Regions from separate parts of the Homo sapiens genome. Here region 1 is linked to region 2. Evidence: chromatin contacts called from ENCODE Hi-C or POLR2A ChIA-PET data. All regions are on one chromosome and are shown on one strand. The core of a region is the stretch at or near the end of the contact, and the rest is flanking DNA. Distances in the headings are between cores, read along the strand shown.

Region 1 (6,803 bases), core at 3,336-5,835, 470 kb before region 2:
GTGGGCTTTCTGTCCTCCGGGCTCTGTCTTCCTGCTGCCATGGTTACCACGCTCCGTGGGCTCCAGAAGAAAGGCCAGGCCAGGCTGACTTTGCGGTTCTGCCCAGCTTCCTTGGGTAGCCCAGGGCCTGGCAGAGAAAGATCCCATCCAAAAGCAGCTGGCTTCTCCGGTCTTATCTCCGTAGTGCCCAGATGGAGGGACAAGGGAGGCACTTGCTGTTCTTCCAGAAAAAAACAGTCCAGGTTCACTCTGCATTTGTGCAGGACCTGGTCATGCTCTGGGCAACTCAAAGACGTTCGGATCATGGTCCCTACCCTCTGGGAGGTTTCTGGCAGCGGGGTGGGGCCAGAGACAAGCACTGACTTAGCTGTGTATAAAAATAGCAAGGGCTTGCACGTGACAGGGACAAGTCAGGTGCAGAGAAGCAGGGAGAGCTCTCTCACCCATACCTGCCCCCCAGCCTCGCTGTCCTCTCACCCCAATGGACGCCCTCTTGGCCAAGGCGGCTGAGCTCCCATGTCTCCACCGGGTGCCATCCCAGACTCCCAGAGGCCTGGGGCTGAGGGGCTCCCTCCACAACCCCACGTCTCAACCAGCGGCTGACAGAGGTTAGAGGGCTTGCACAGATCTTACCGCTGGTGGCTGGCAGAGCTTCAGAAGGGTGCAAAAGGGACACTAACTTGGCAATAGCACCCTGGGATCTTCTTTCTCACCTCTCTGCTCCTTCAGCTGACAATCCAACCCTGCTCTCCACCGCTGAGAACAGGCTCTGGACCCCCAGAGACCCTCTGAACTAACCACTGCACCCCAAGGAGCAGCTGCAGGGTTTGGGGGTCCAGGACTGAGGCCTAGGACCATCACCATGGCGGTCACTGTCATCTCCATGACTACAATCATCACCTCCATGACCAACTGCCATCACCTCCATTATCACCACTATTGTGAGGGAAATTGTGTCCCCCCGAAAGATAGGTTCGGCCAGGCGCGGTGGCTCATGCCTGTAATCCCAGCACTTTAGGAGGCCGAGGCGGGTAGATCACCTGAGGTCAGGAGTTCCAGACCAGCTTGGCCAAAATGGTGAAACCCCAGCTCTACTAAAAATACAAAAAATTAGTTGGGCATGTTGGCGGGTGCCTGTAATCCCAGCTACTTGGGAGACTGAGGCATGAGAATTGCCTGTATCCAGGAAGCGGAGGTTGCAGTGAGCCGAGACTGCGCCAATGCACTTCAGCCTGCGCAACAAGAGCAAAACTCCGTCTTAAAAAAAAAAAAAAAAAAAAAAAAGATAGGCTCAAGTCCTAACTCCAGTCCCTCAGAATGCGGCTTTGTGTGGTCTTTACAGAGGTAACCAGGTTAAGGTGAGGTCGTTGGGGAGCCCTAATCCAATAAGAGTGAGGTTCCTATAAAAAGGGGAAAGGTGAACAGACATGGCAGAATGAAGATGACGTCAAGATGAAGGGCAGAAGGATGGGAGGACCGGAGGACAGGAGTGACACAGCCACACGCCAAGGCTGCCAGAAGCTGGAGAGAAGCCTGGGACGGAGGCTTCCCCGGGGCCTTCAGAGGCAGCATGGTCCTGCCCACGCCCTTACTGTGGACCTCGGGCCTCTGGAACCGTCAGACGGCTCTAGCAGGAGAATATAACCACCATCAGCATCACCACCACCATCAACATCACAACCACCACCATCAGCATCACAACCACCATCAACATCACCACCACCATCAACATCACCACCACCATCAGCATCACCACCACCATCAACACCACCACCACCATCACCATCACAACCACCATCAGCATCACCACCACCACCACCACCACCATCAGCATCACCACCAACATCACAACCACCATCAGCATCACCACCGTCATCAGCATCACCACCACCAACATCACCATCACCACCGCCACCACCATCAGCATCACCACCATCACCACCACCACCATCACCATCACCACCACCATCAGCATCACCACCACCATCAACATCACAGCCACCATCACCATCACCACCATCAACATCACAACCACCATCATTATCATCACCCTATCCTCATCCTCAACCTCAACACTCCTGTATTTGTTTCCTTCCTTACGGCTGAGGAACACATCACTACAAACCTGGTGGCTTACAACAACACAGATGATTCTCTTGCTGTTCTGAAGGCCAAAGGTCTTCAGCAGGCTCGGGGAGGACCCTTCCTGCTGCTTCCAGTTTCTGGCAGCTCTAGGTGCTCCTTGGCTCGTGGCTGCATCACTCCACCCTCTGCCTACGTCTACACACAGCTTCTCCTCTTCCGTAGGCACTTGTGATGACATTTAGGCCCCACTTAGGTCATCGAGGGTGACCTCCTCCCAAGATCCATAACTTAATGACATCAACAAAGACCCTTTTTTCCAAATAACGTCACATTCACAGGTTCCAGGGATTAGGGTGTGGACATATTTGGTTGGGGGGTGCACCATTTAACCCACTACAACCACCACCACCACCAGCATCGCCATGGTTGCATCAGTTAAGTTCTAGAAAGTACCAGGTCAGTCCAGGGCCCTCACCTGCGTCATGGCCTTTCTTCCTTAAGACAAACTCAGAGCAGGCTCTGTTATTTATTTATTTATTTATTTATTTGACGGAGTCTCTTTCTGTCACCCAGACTGGAGTGCAGTGACGCAATCTCTGCTCATTTCAACCTCTGCCTCCCAGGTCCAAGTGATTCTCTTCCCTCAGCCTCCCAAGTAGCTGGAATTACAGGTGCCCGCCACCACGCCCAGCTAATTTTTGTATTTTTAGGAGAGATGGGTTTTCACCATGCTGACTCGGCTGGTCCTGAACTCCTGGCCTCAAGTGATCCGCCCTCCTCATCCTCCTAAAGTGCTGGGATTACAGGCGTGAGCCACCACGCCCGGCCCAGGGTCAGTTATTACCCCCATTACTTAACACATAAAGAGGCCAAGTCTTGGAGAGAAGAACTCGCTGGCCCAAGGCTTCGCTGAGAAGGAAGGATTTGAACCCTAGCACTCTGGCGACAGTGGCCCCTGACTGACAGTTGTCCTGCCCCCAGCCCCAAACTTCTGATCATACAGATAATTCCACAGATGAAAGAGTGGGGCAACCAGCACCTGAATGGAAGGCACAGCGCCACGGTCCCATCTAGGCTCTATCACCAGCTGGTGGCGCATCTTAGCCCCATCTCCTTCCCCTCTCCAGGCCTCAGTTTGCCCAACTGTAAAACAAGAAGTGGGGGTAGTTGGTCTGGGTAATCTCCGAAGTCCTCCCAGATCTGGGGTTCTGCAACACTGGGTGTCTACTGTCATTTTGTCACAAACTTTGCCCAGGGCTCCGACTCTCGCATCAGCTAAACCCTCTGAACCCACCACCAGCTCTGCGTGGACGGTCAGCCTGTGGGGTGAGTGCTGGTGACTCGGCGTGGAGGGAGGTATAGGCCTGCCCGATGCCTGTCCGTATCTCAGGGCTGGGAACCTCTGTCTTACACTCCACAAGCGCTGGGGTGGGATGGGGTGGGAGTGGGGTGGGGTGGGGGTGGGGGTGGGGTGGGGATGGAGGATGCTCTTTCTTCTTGGAACCAGTGACTTTGGTTCACACATTCAGGGAGGGCTGTGCAGCTGAGAGCGGCTGGTGCTGGGAAGAGAGCTGAAGATCACTTTATCTTGAAAGGGCAAAGGTCTCCGTGACCAAAGGCTAACCGCATGTCCTTGGAAGAGAAAAAGAAAAAGAAAACATGAAACAGGCTAAAGGGGTCTCTGAAAGTTGTTTCCAAAACCTGGGTTGTTCACTAGGAGTTGCTTGTAAGTGTAAACACTTTTTTATTTTTATTTTTTGAGATGGAGTCTTGCTCTGTTGCCCAGGATGGAGTGCAGTGGCATGATCTTGGCTCACTGCAACCTCTACCTCCCAGGTTCAAGTGATTCTCATGCCTCAGCCTCCCTAGTAGCGGGGATTACAGGCGTGCACCACCACGCCTAATTTTTGTATTTTTAGTAGAGACTGGGTTTTGCCATGTTGACTAGGCTGGTTTCAAACTCCTGGCCTCAAGTGATCCTCCTGCCTCGGCCTCCCGAAGTGCTGGGATTACAGGCGGGCCGTGCCCGGCCAACATTTGTTTTTCTGAACCCATGGTATGGTGTGCACTGCAGAGGCTTTTTCCTCTGGCTTCCCTGTCCAGAGCAGCAACTGTATGCATTTGAGCTGATAATGTCCAAGAGTGGGGAGCTGAGTTAGGAACAGAATCACAAACTTTAATTAGCAGGATGACATTAACATCCCAGCAGGGGCTTGGGGGCGTCCTTCAGGCCCATCTGATCCCGGTGGACACCTCCCCACAGGACCCGCAATCTTGGGACACTGGAAGCCAGGCGCCCTTTGAGGGTGGAGGGAGGCCACCCACCTCCCCATGTGGCCAGAAATTGCATGCCCCGGCAGCCTGCCCTGGCTTGGTTCAGCAGGGCCCAGAATGTTCTGGTCTTTATCTGGTTTAGTTTTAAGTGCTTCCAACGGCAGCAGGGCTGTTCCACCACAGTCCCCAGGAAATTGGTCCGTGTAGGACGGAGCCTTCCCGAGAATGAAGTCATCTGTTCCTTTTTTATTTTTTGTTGCCTTTCTCCTTCAACGCGAGTCACCGGGCCTCTGCAGTCCCTCCCCGCGCCAACGCGCCCCGCCGCGGGGCCCGGACGGGGTGGCGGGGGAAGGGGCGAGGAGCAGGGCCCCGGGGTGCGCGGCCGCCCGACGCCCCCTGCTCTCGCCCTGCCCCCCGCCCCGGCCCCCGCCCGCCGCGGCCTGAAGGTGAGCTCCCGGGGGGCCGCCCGAGCTCCGGCGCGGCCCGCTCGGCAAACAATAACAGTAAATAACGCTCCCTTGTCAACGTAATAAAAACGGAAACGGTTACAATGTTTTTTAATAAGCGTCCCCCATCAATCTCCCTCCCCCTCGTCCCGGGCCGTGGGCACCGGGGAGGAGGGGGAAGGGTGGGGGGCACCGGGGCGCGCTGCTTGGGGGACCCGGGGTGCAGGAGGAGGACGCCCGGGGGAAGAGGGGAAAACACAGCAAGTGAGAGACGAGGGGGCGCGAGCGGCCGGGGTCACGCGCGCCAGCCGAGCCGGGAAGCGGCCGCGGTGAGTAACACCGTTGCCATGGCGACGTGGCCACGAGGAACAGGAAGCGGCAGAAATAGCAGCCACCGCGGCCCGCGCCGCCCGGCCCCTCCCCCCAGCCCGTTGCCACGGAGACCGGGCCAGAGCGAGGCTGCGCGGGCGGCCGCGGCCGCCTGCGCCCCAACCCGCGCATGCGCAGCGGGGCCTGGCCCACGAGGGCGTCGCGGGTGTGTCCCGTCGCCGCGCCGGGGCCACCTGGACCCCCAGACCTGCCCCTGCCGCCCGCTTAGGTGGTGGTTCGGGGGCCGGGGGAAGGAAAAGCCAAATCGTTCCTTGTTTGCCTTTGGAAAGCCGCCCTGCCATTGTTCCGGGCGGATTCCTTGGTTTCCAGGCGCTGTAGGCCAGGAGAGGAGGGGGCAGGAACCCCGGCCCAGCGGTCCCAGACGTTTTCGAAGCGACAGACCCTGGGCCCAGCGCGGGGACGCGGAGGGGACACGGGCTAGCAGCCCTGCCCTCCGGAGCTCAGGCCCAGTCCGGGCTTCCCAGGCCCCGGGGCTGCCCTCCCGGAGCCCGACCTCCCCTGGGGGTGGGGGTGCTGCCCCGGGGCCCCCTTCCTGGGTTTCCTGGTCCTTTTGTTCACGTATCCCCCTCCCCGGATTGAACCAGCAAAGAGCACAAAGCAGAAAATACATCCTTGCCGCCCGCAGGCTCCCTCATCCCGCAGAAAACTCTGAAACAGTCCACACCCGTCCCAAAGTTGAGAGAAACCTGGACGTTTCATAAACAAAACCCGCCCTCCAGCAGCGTGTTTATGTGGAGGCGGCCTCGCGTGTCTGAGGCTGGGGTGTGTGTGCTCGTGTGTGTGTGTACGTGCGCCGGGGACACGCGATCATCTCTCAGGTGTTTGTGGAGAATTTTTTTTCTCTCCAGATTTTGTTTGGTTTGTTTTTAATAAGGGTCAGAGGTCTGGGCTTCTGTGGGGAAGGGGCAAAGGTCATCTCGGATGGCCAGGCTGGGAGGTCCTAGGGGGAGGGGTCGCGGGGCCTGGGCTGCCGGGCGAGGCGGGAGCCGGTGGGAGTCAGCGGGGACAGGCTCCGCGAGCTGCTCCTGGGGTATGGCCCCAGAGAGGACCCGAGCCAGGACTGGGATCTCTCTCCCCTGAGCAGGGCAGCTGTCACTTCCCCGGCCCCTGTCCTGGCCACACTGGCCAAGAGAGAAGGCAAGCGGAGTGGCCCCGGTCTCTGGGGCTTTCTGCATTGGAAAGGGGAGGCTTTTGTTTTTTGTACAAGGCGGACTTCAACTTTCAGCGAGCAGGCTGACCAGATGGGAATGTAGACAGGGTGTGCGGGGAAGGGGGACCGCATGCTTCAAACCTCCTTCCTGCCACCATCGCCTAGCAGCCTGAGCCCCCACTGCGGCCCTGTGCTGGCTGAAGGGAGGGAGGGGCTAGGGCTGATGTTTCTTCTTCCCTCCTTCCCCCACCCCCCTTTTCCAGATGTGAGAAAGGAACCCCGCCCTGCAGGGGAAACTTGTCTGGTGTCCAGAAGACTTAGGATCCACGGTGGAGGTCTGGGTGCCATATTGCCGTCTCTCCTTGAAGGAGAAGATGAACACATAGGGAGAAGGCGCCTGGGAGCTGTCGCTACAGTCTAGAGAAGCCCCACCTTGGCCCAGCAGTAGCCTGTGCTGA
Region 2 (6,974 bases), core at 4,379-6,878:
TGCAGAGCCCCCCGGGCCCATTGACAACAGCAGGATTGCACAGGTCAAAGGAAGCGGCCATGTCCAGCTGAAGCAGGGTGAGTTCCCCCTGGGGTCAGCCAGGCTCCTCTCTGCCCTTCCTGGCTGCCAGGCTGCTGCCCAGTCCCGTCCTTCCAGGAGCCCCCTTACCACCTGTCTTAGAGTCAGGCTGAGACGTCCACCTGAGTCCAGACCCAGGCGGCTGAGAGATGGCCCAAGGGGCTTGGTCTCTGCTTGTGTCCTCCAGGTCCCACCCCTCTGCCTGCTGCTGGCCTTGCCCACCCTGCTGTTTATGTCAGCCCCACCCCCAGGAACAAGGGACACAGCCAGAGATGTGTTATCCGGGGCCCTTAGCGGGATGGACATTCCTCTGGGAAATCCTGATTTCCATCTGACAGCTTTGCATAGAAGCCCTGGTTGCCGTCTTCCCGCTTCGGGGCCTGGCCCTGCGGAGCCCCCACTGCCCAGGCCGGTGGCTTCCTTGAGGAGGCAAAGGTGAGCCTAGGGGTGCCTCTCGTGCCCTGCAGGAGCTGACTACGGGCAGATTTCGGAGGAGACCTGGACCTACCTGAACAGCCTGTATGGAGGTGGCCCCGAGATTGCCATCCGCCAGAGTGTGGCGCAGCCGCTGGGCCCAGAGAACCTGCACGGGGAGCAGAAGATCGAAGCCGAGACGCGGGCCGTGTGATCTGCTGGGCTAGTCTGTAAGTCGCCCCGGCTGGTCCCTCCATGGCACTCTGGGTCCTCTCCTCACTCTCCAGAGACCCTCACATGTCCTTTTGAACATCCAAAGAGCAGGTCCCTGAAAGCACCTTCCTGGAGGATGTGGGAGGGCCCTGGACATGGCCCGGCCCCACTGCTGAGTGCCCGTGTCCCCACAGCCCCATGTGCCCCACCCCGCGGAAGGCGTGTTTGTGCCCAGAAGAGAGGCCGGGCTGCTGCAGAACCCCGCCGTGTAAAGAGGCAGAAAAGTTGGTTTGGTTTGCAGTAACGCTGCAACTAGAAAATATATGCACTTCAGGCTTGTTGAAACGACCAAGACTCTGTGACGTTAATTTGGGTCTTTGTCCTGGCAGTGCCTCTGCCAGTCACTGTCATCGTTGTGTCCCCCACAACTGTCCTCTTGCTAGCTCGGCCCAGCTTTGTCCCTGGAGCCCGATGCTACCCCTGTCAGACAGAGGCTGCGGCCTGGGCCAGAGTCAGGGAGTAGCTGCTGCTTCACGGCGTCTCCACTGTGCGATTGGCCCGGAGCCCCGAAGACTCGGAGGGAGCTGCTCAGGGCCGGTGAGCGCAGCCAGAAGCCCTGGCCAGTGAGGAGCTCACAGGTCCTCCCTGGTGGTCCCGCCGCACCTCTGCATCTCCTGGGCGTCACCAGGAAGGCTCTGAAGTCCCGGGCTGCTCTCAGCACTTCTCCTGCAGACTGAAGACTCTGGACTCATTGCTGATTGGAACACCAGGAGGAGGTTGGATTTCTGCCAGTGGGGGATGTTTCTGGAGGCAGCTGGTCCCCCACACCGCGTCCTGCTGAGCCTGCCCCCTGGATTGGCTGTAATTTGCCTCGAAGTTCAGCAGTTCATCTTCATGGGAAATTTGCTGAGCCCCCACCAGGGAACCGGATGATGAAACAGGGATACCTCACAGCTTGGCCATTTGAGGCAAAGGCAGCTTCCCGAGCTGATGCTAAAGAAGACAGACTTTCCCTTCCTCCCAGCAGCAGCAGTGCAGAGCCCACCTGGAGGGATGTGGGGGCTGTGCAGGGTGCAGCGCTCAGGTGGATCCTGGGAAGCAGCCTCTGGATGCTGAGTGGAGGGAGCCACTGAGCACAGCAAGGCACCAAAGCCCCTGGAGAAACCGCCAGGGCGAGGTGCGACCATCATCAGGATCAAAGCAGACGGGGCGTGGGTGGGGAAGGGGCTCTGGGACCAGACCCCCCACACTACTGCGTCTTTGTTTCTATCAGTCTTTGTAGAAGCAGGTGGTGGTGGAAATTCCAGCAGGTGGGTCCCGCAGAGGCCCTGAGGCCTCACTTTTCGGATCTTCTGTCCCAGATCCTGCTCCCTCCCTGCTGAGCCTGGGGTTCCCCTGGCATTGGCCCCAGCCTTCTGAAAGCCGGCGCTGCAGCCAGAGGCCGCACGCTGCACTGTCGCGACGCAGAGAGGCTTCTGTGCAGGCTGGGATCGGGCCCCATGTCTGTGCTGTCTAGTTTGTGTTCAAAATGTCAGAATAAACACAGAATAAATGTTCCCACGGCCACACAGTCGTCTCTCCTTCACTGCAGTTCTGTTACTGGAGGGAAGGTGAGGCTCTCCGCCACGCGGACAGCCCGCCAAGCCCTGGGGCTCACATTGCACATCACCAGGCCCAGGAGGGGGCTTTCCATGTGGCTTTCTGAAACCAGAGACCACCTGGAGGCTGTGGAGGTGAGCAGAAGAGGGGACCCAGCTGCTATAAAGGCCTATTGGCATCTCCTTTCCTGGAATCAGCCCCAGCCTCAGAGAAGTAGGGCCAGATGTGGCCAGTGATTGAGGCCAGCACATCCCACAGGCTAGTCTCCCTCCAGCCACCCAGACAGGCGGCTCCAGAGTGGCCGTGAGCAGGGGGTTACCTCCCCTTTGCACACTGGCCCTGGGCGTTCAGCAATACTGGTGTTCAGTAGTCTGAGTTTTTTGTTGGGTCTCATTTTGGGGGAGAGAAGAACTTGAGATTTTTATATATAACTTATCAACATTTATTTGTGAAATCCCATTGTTGCAGGAAAAAGGGGTTCCGATCCAGACCCCTAGAGAAGGTTCTTGGATCTCATGCAGGAAGAAACTCAAGGTGAGTCGCAGAGTTCACTGAGAAGAGTTTACTGAAAGCTGCTCAGGTACAGAGTAGAGCGTCCTCAGAAAGCAAGTGGAGGGATGCCCGTCGCTGTTTTCAACTCCTCTTATGTAGGGGTCTTAGCTATAGAAAAGCTACGCTGTGTCTGTCAGGTGGGCTGACAGCCTGACACAGTGGATTGCTCTGTTGATTTAAAGAAAGCCATCCTTGGCATCTTAGTGCATAAGCACATCGAAGCCTCACTGTGGTCATCTTCAAGCATACACTGTTGTGTGGCATCTGAACCTTCTCCATCGTAGGAGTTTGTCCTCGCAGGCGTTACGTAGCTGCTTCCTCAGACGTAAACATCTTAGGTTGTGACTGGCCTGGACTGTGCCTAATTTTTTGTTTTTTGAGATGGAGTCTCGCTATGTTGCTCAGGCTGGGGTGCAGTGGCACGATCTCGGCTCACAGCAACCTCTGCCTCCCAGGTTCAAGCGATTCTCCTGCCTCAGCCTCCCAAGTAGCTGGGATTACAAGCATGTGTCACCACATCTGGATAAGTTTTGTATTTTTAGGAGAGACAAGGTTTCACCATGTTAGCCAGGCTGGTCTCGAACTCCTGACCTCAAGCGATCTGCCTACCTCGGCCTCTCAAAGTGCTGGGATTACAGGTGTGAGCCACCGGGCCCAGCCTCCCTTGCTAGTTTTAGGTGGAGCCGAACTCAAAATGATGTCACCCTGGCTCCCCTAGGCTTCTGCTTCCCTGCCGCTATCAGATACGAGCGTACAGAAACATTTCAGCGTATGCAAGGATAACACGGTGACAAGGAACCAAGATGACACATTGCCAGTTCCATGGAAAGCCTGGGGCCCCTCCGGAGTCGGCCACCTTGCCTGACCCCAGAGGTGGCTCTTTGCATGTGGTTCCCTCATCCCGCCTTTTTTTTTTTTTTTTTTCCTGAAAAAAGCTTCATTTTATTATTATTTTTTGAGACAGAGTCTCACTCTGTTGCCCAGGCTGGAGTGCAGTGGTATAATCTCAACTCACTGCAACCTCTGCCTCCTGGGGTTCAAGCAATTCTCCTGCCTCAGCCTCTGGAGTAGCTGGGTCTACAGGCATGTGCCACGACGCCTGGCTAATTTTATTTTTTATTTTATTTATTTTTAGTAGAGACGGGGTTTCACGGTGTTAGCTAGGATGGTCTCGATCTCATGACCTTGTGATCTGCCTGCCTCAGCCTCCCAAAGTGCTGGGATTACAGGCATGAGCCACCACACCCGGCCAAAACATCATTTTAAAATTGAGCTTTCTGACTGTGCTCCTGCCCTTAACACCTTCCCAGCAACTTTCTGCTCCTTGATGAGGAAGGCACACTTGATCCTGTCGGGAACACGTTCACACAGAAGCACCAGATGCACTGCTGATGGGTTTTTTGTTTGTAGACAGGGTCTCACTGTGTTGCCCAGGCTGGCCTCGAACTCCTAGGCTCAAGTGATCCTTCTGCCTCAGCCTCCCAAAGTGCTGGGATTACAGGCGTGAGCCACCACGCCTGGCCGCTTGCTGACATGTTTTTGCTTTGGGGCAGTCTCATAGGAGCTTTAGGTCTCACAGCACAAACCCCTCGGAGTCAGCCCAGGCCCATGCCATGTGCAGACTTTGGCAGTTTCCCAATCTTGGTATAAAGGTAAACGATTCTCTTCCCAGGGGTTCGGGCCGGCCTAGTGCTGTTAGAGGCTGTATTCTAGGAAAGCCTATGACGGTTTGGGAAACTGGGCCATGCTGAGTGCCTGTAGACAGCGTTCCCGGAAGAGGAAAAAGCAACCTTTGTCTTTATGTGGGAATCTCTAAGCAATATTTTTGGCTTTGTTTACATTTGAAGGTTAGATATGTGTCAATCCACGTGATTGACATTGAACATGGAAAATGAGAATGAAAGTTTTGTCTGGAAGATTTATTTAGGAGGTTTGGAGACAGTTCTTGCACTACAGAAAGGTGGGCTGGAAATAGGTACCAATTTGCCTTAAAACGTTTCTTTTAAAATACCTGGCTTTTAAGGAGTTCAGACTGAGATGCCAAGATCTGAAGTCTGTGCTTGATTACTGAGCAGGGACAGGAAGTGCTCGGTGACTGGGGAGGCGGGGCTCAGGCCTCGCTCCCCACGGTGCCCCACGGTGGCTCCTCCTCCGCGCTAAGCCAGGGCGTGGCTTCAGCAGCGCTTCTTAGAGGAGCCGGAAAGGCGCCCCTGCACCGTGGGGGAGGCTGCAGGAGACCTGCCGCCTGCCTGTGGTTCTGTCGGCCATGGCGCTGCTCACAAACCTGCATCCGAATACATTTGCAAGGCGCAGCCACCCAAAAAGTGTAGTTCCTACCTTTGTTCTGTTTTAAATTCAGTGCAAACATAAATTATCCTGAGGGTCTTAATGCTACCTAATTTTGAGCCCCAGAGAGCCTTGGGGGAAGTGAGCAGAGGTTTCGGAATCACAGCCCCCTCTGGCTCGTCCCTTCTGCAACTTCACCTACACAGAGAGACACCTGCTACCTGGACGGAGCAAGGGTGAGCTGGGCGCAGAAGAAACACACGCCTTTGGGGAAAGCTAGGAGCAGTAGACAGCCTAGGCAATGTATGTTCTGGAAGGGTGTCCCAGGGTTTCTCAGGGTGCAGCCTCCATTCCTTCCTTCGATTTGACCCGGGACCAGCCTAGATGAGGGGGCCTGTGGAGAGCTGGAACTGGAAACAGGTTCTCAAGGGCAGGGCTCGGCACAGCGTGGCAGCCAGGGGCTGTGCGGACTGAAGGGATGCGGCCCTGTCCTAGGCTGAGACGTCCGTCCAGCAGGTGCCGCAGGGAGGAAGGGAGCCTTCCCCATCCCCGACGGGGACAGTGGGTCCGTGTTTCCTCCCACAGCTTTCGGCCCCTTAGCTCTGAGGACAAGGATAGGGTCCTTCCTCTGCTTCTTCTGTACCTTTTGTGGTCCGGAGATGTCCCCGGCGGAGGTCACTATACCATCTGGAGGTCTAACGGGAGGCAGGAGTGCTCAAGTCAAGGCCGAATGGGCACTCAGTGGGACCCTGGAGAAGCAGCTGACACACCAAGGGGCTGCCACGTGCCTGCTGGCAGCCTTCACACGCTCATCCCGGGTCTCAGAGGGCGCTGGCAACACAGATCCCTGCCTCCCCTATCGGGAAAGCGTTTTAGGACCAGGGAAAAGGAGGCCTCCCCCAGGCGAGTGCGCAGAGCCAGGGAACCCGTCTGGATGGTGGCTCTTTCCCACCATCCTTCTCTGGCAGCAGCAGTTCAAAGTGGAGCTTCCAGGCTGTCCCATACATTTCACGATTTCTGAGTCTTTCGCTTCAATTTAAAAAAAGCTGGGGGCACGACCGAATCCTGCCTCTGTCCACCGCCATCTCGTTCCTCATCGCAGGGGGCCCTTCTTGCTCCCTCCACTGCTGCGCTCTGCCGTCTGCTCCCGCCAGGGGTCCCCACCACCTCTGCGGACGGAGGAGCCGCCTCCCAGGCCCGGGCGTGCCCAGGGCGGGTGGAGGGCGTGGGGCGGGCCGGTATTTCCTGACCCGCTGGAGGAGCCGGCCCCACAGGCTTGTGGCCTCCCCGGAGCCGGTGAGTCAGGAACTTCCTACTTCAAGAGGCTTCCCCAGTGCAGCAGAAAACAAACTAGTCGCCCCCAATGCTCCCGACCTCTGTGATGTCCACACCCGCGGAAATGGGGGCCCCAAACCAGCAGGCTCTGTTCTAGGCTTCTCAGCGCTGGTGCGGCTCTTGGAGAAGGCTCGGCAGGGGCGGGTGGGGCATGGGGGGGTTCACAGGTGGAGACAGCCCGTCTCCGCCCCACAGACGGCTGGGCGCAGTCCCGAAATATTCTTCCCAAGTGGACTTTTTTGCTGACAACCTAGAGGAGAGGGTTTCGGGTAGGATAACAGTAGATCCACCTTGTTCCCTTGTGCCACACTGTGTCACACTGGGAACCAGCAATTCTCAATGGTGCCTTGAAGCCAACTGCACGCACTTGTGGTTAGAGGTTACCAATGGCCCCATATTGGTGCCCTCACCTCCTGCCCTCCGCAAGTGAGGATGCTTGGCATCAGCAGAGCTGCCAGGTCTGCACTTGGTGTAGCTGCGAATATGTCATTTCCTGG

What was found. Hi-C counts contacts between places; a loop is a spot of excess contacts on that map. ChIA-PET counts read pairs that join two places held with the same protein, here RNA polymerase II (POLR2A). Pooled maps may share reads with other maps.
Region 1: a map of naive thymus-derived CD4-positive, alpha-beta T cell shows a loop between it and region 2 (10-fold over the local background). The contact joins two enhancer-like sites. A Hi-C loop is called at or near these places in 1 of 168 maps with a recorded cell type or tissue (naive thymus-derived CD4-positive, alpha-beta T cell), 1 of 37 single-sample maps with no recorded cell type and 10 of 50 pooled maps. POLR2A ChIA-PET finds 5 or more read pairs at or near these places in 1 of 52 experiments (activated CD4-positive, alpha-beta T cell).

What each region holds. Positions count from the first base shown.
Region 1 is chr9:129,408,611-129,415,413 of GRCh38, forward strand. No RefSeq gene overlaps it. Among named protein-coding and RNA genes, the nearest start is that of LINC01503, 75 kb to the left of the region's middle. RefSeq lists silencers at 4,824-4,903, 4,924-5,093, 5,204-5,413, 5,554-5,693 and an enhancer at 6,275-6,803. Within about 2 kb of position 4,586, at least 41 of the 41 ENCODE cell types and tissues checked have a DNase peak (open chromatin) inside an H3K27ac peak, as active enhancers do.
Region 2 is chr9:129,879,568-129,886,541 of GRCh38, forward strand. It overlaps USP20 (ubiquitin specific peptidase 20), which reads left to right. Exons shown (of 26, transcript NM_001110303.4): 24 at 6-77; 25 at 546-722; 26 at 900-2,261. The coding sequence ends at 706. Among named protein-coding and RNA genes, the nearest start is that of MIR6855, 13 kb to the left of the region's middle. RefSeq lists enhancers at 4,843-5,137, 5,129-5,438, 5,237-5,918, 5,969-6,018 and a silencer at 6,209-6,458. Within about 2 kb of position 5,629, at least 36 of the 41 ENCODE cell types and tissues checked have a DNase peak (open chromatin) inside an H3K27ac peak, as active enhancers do.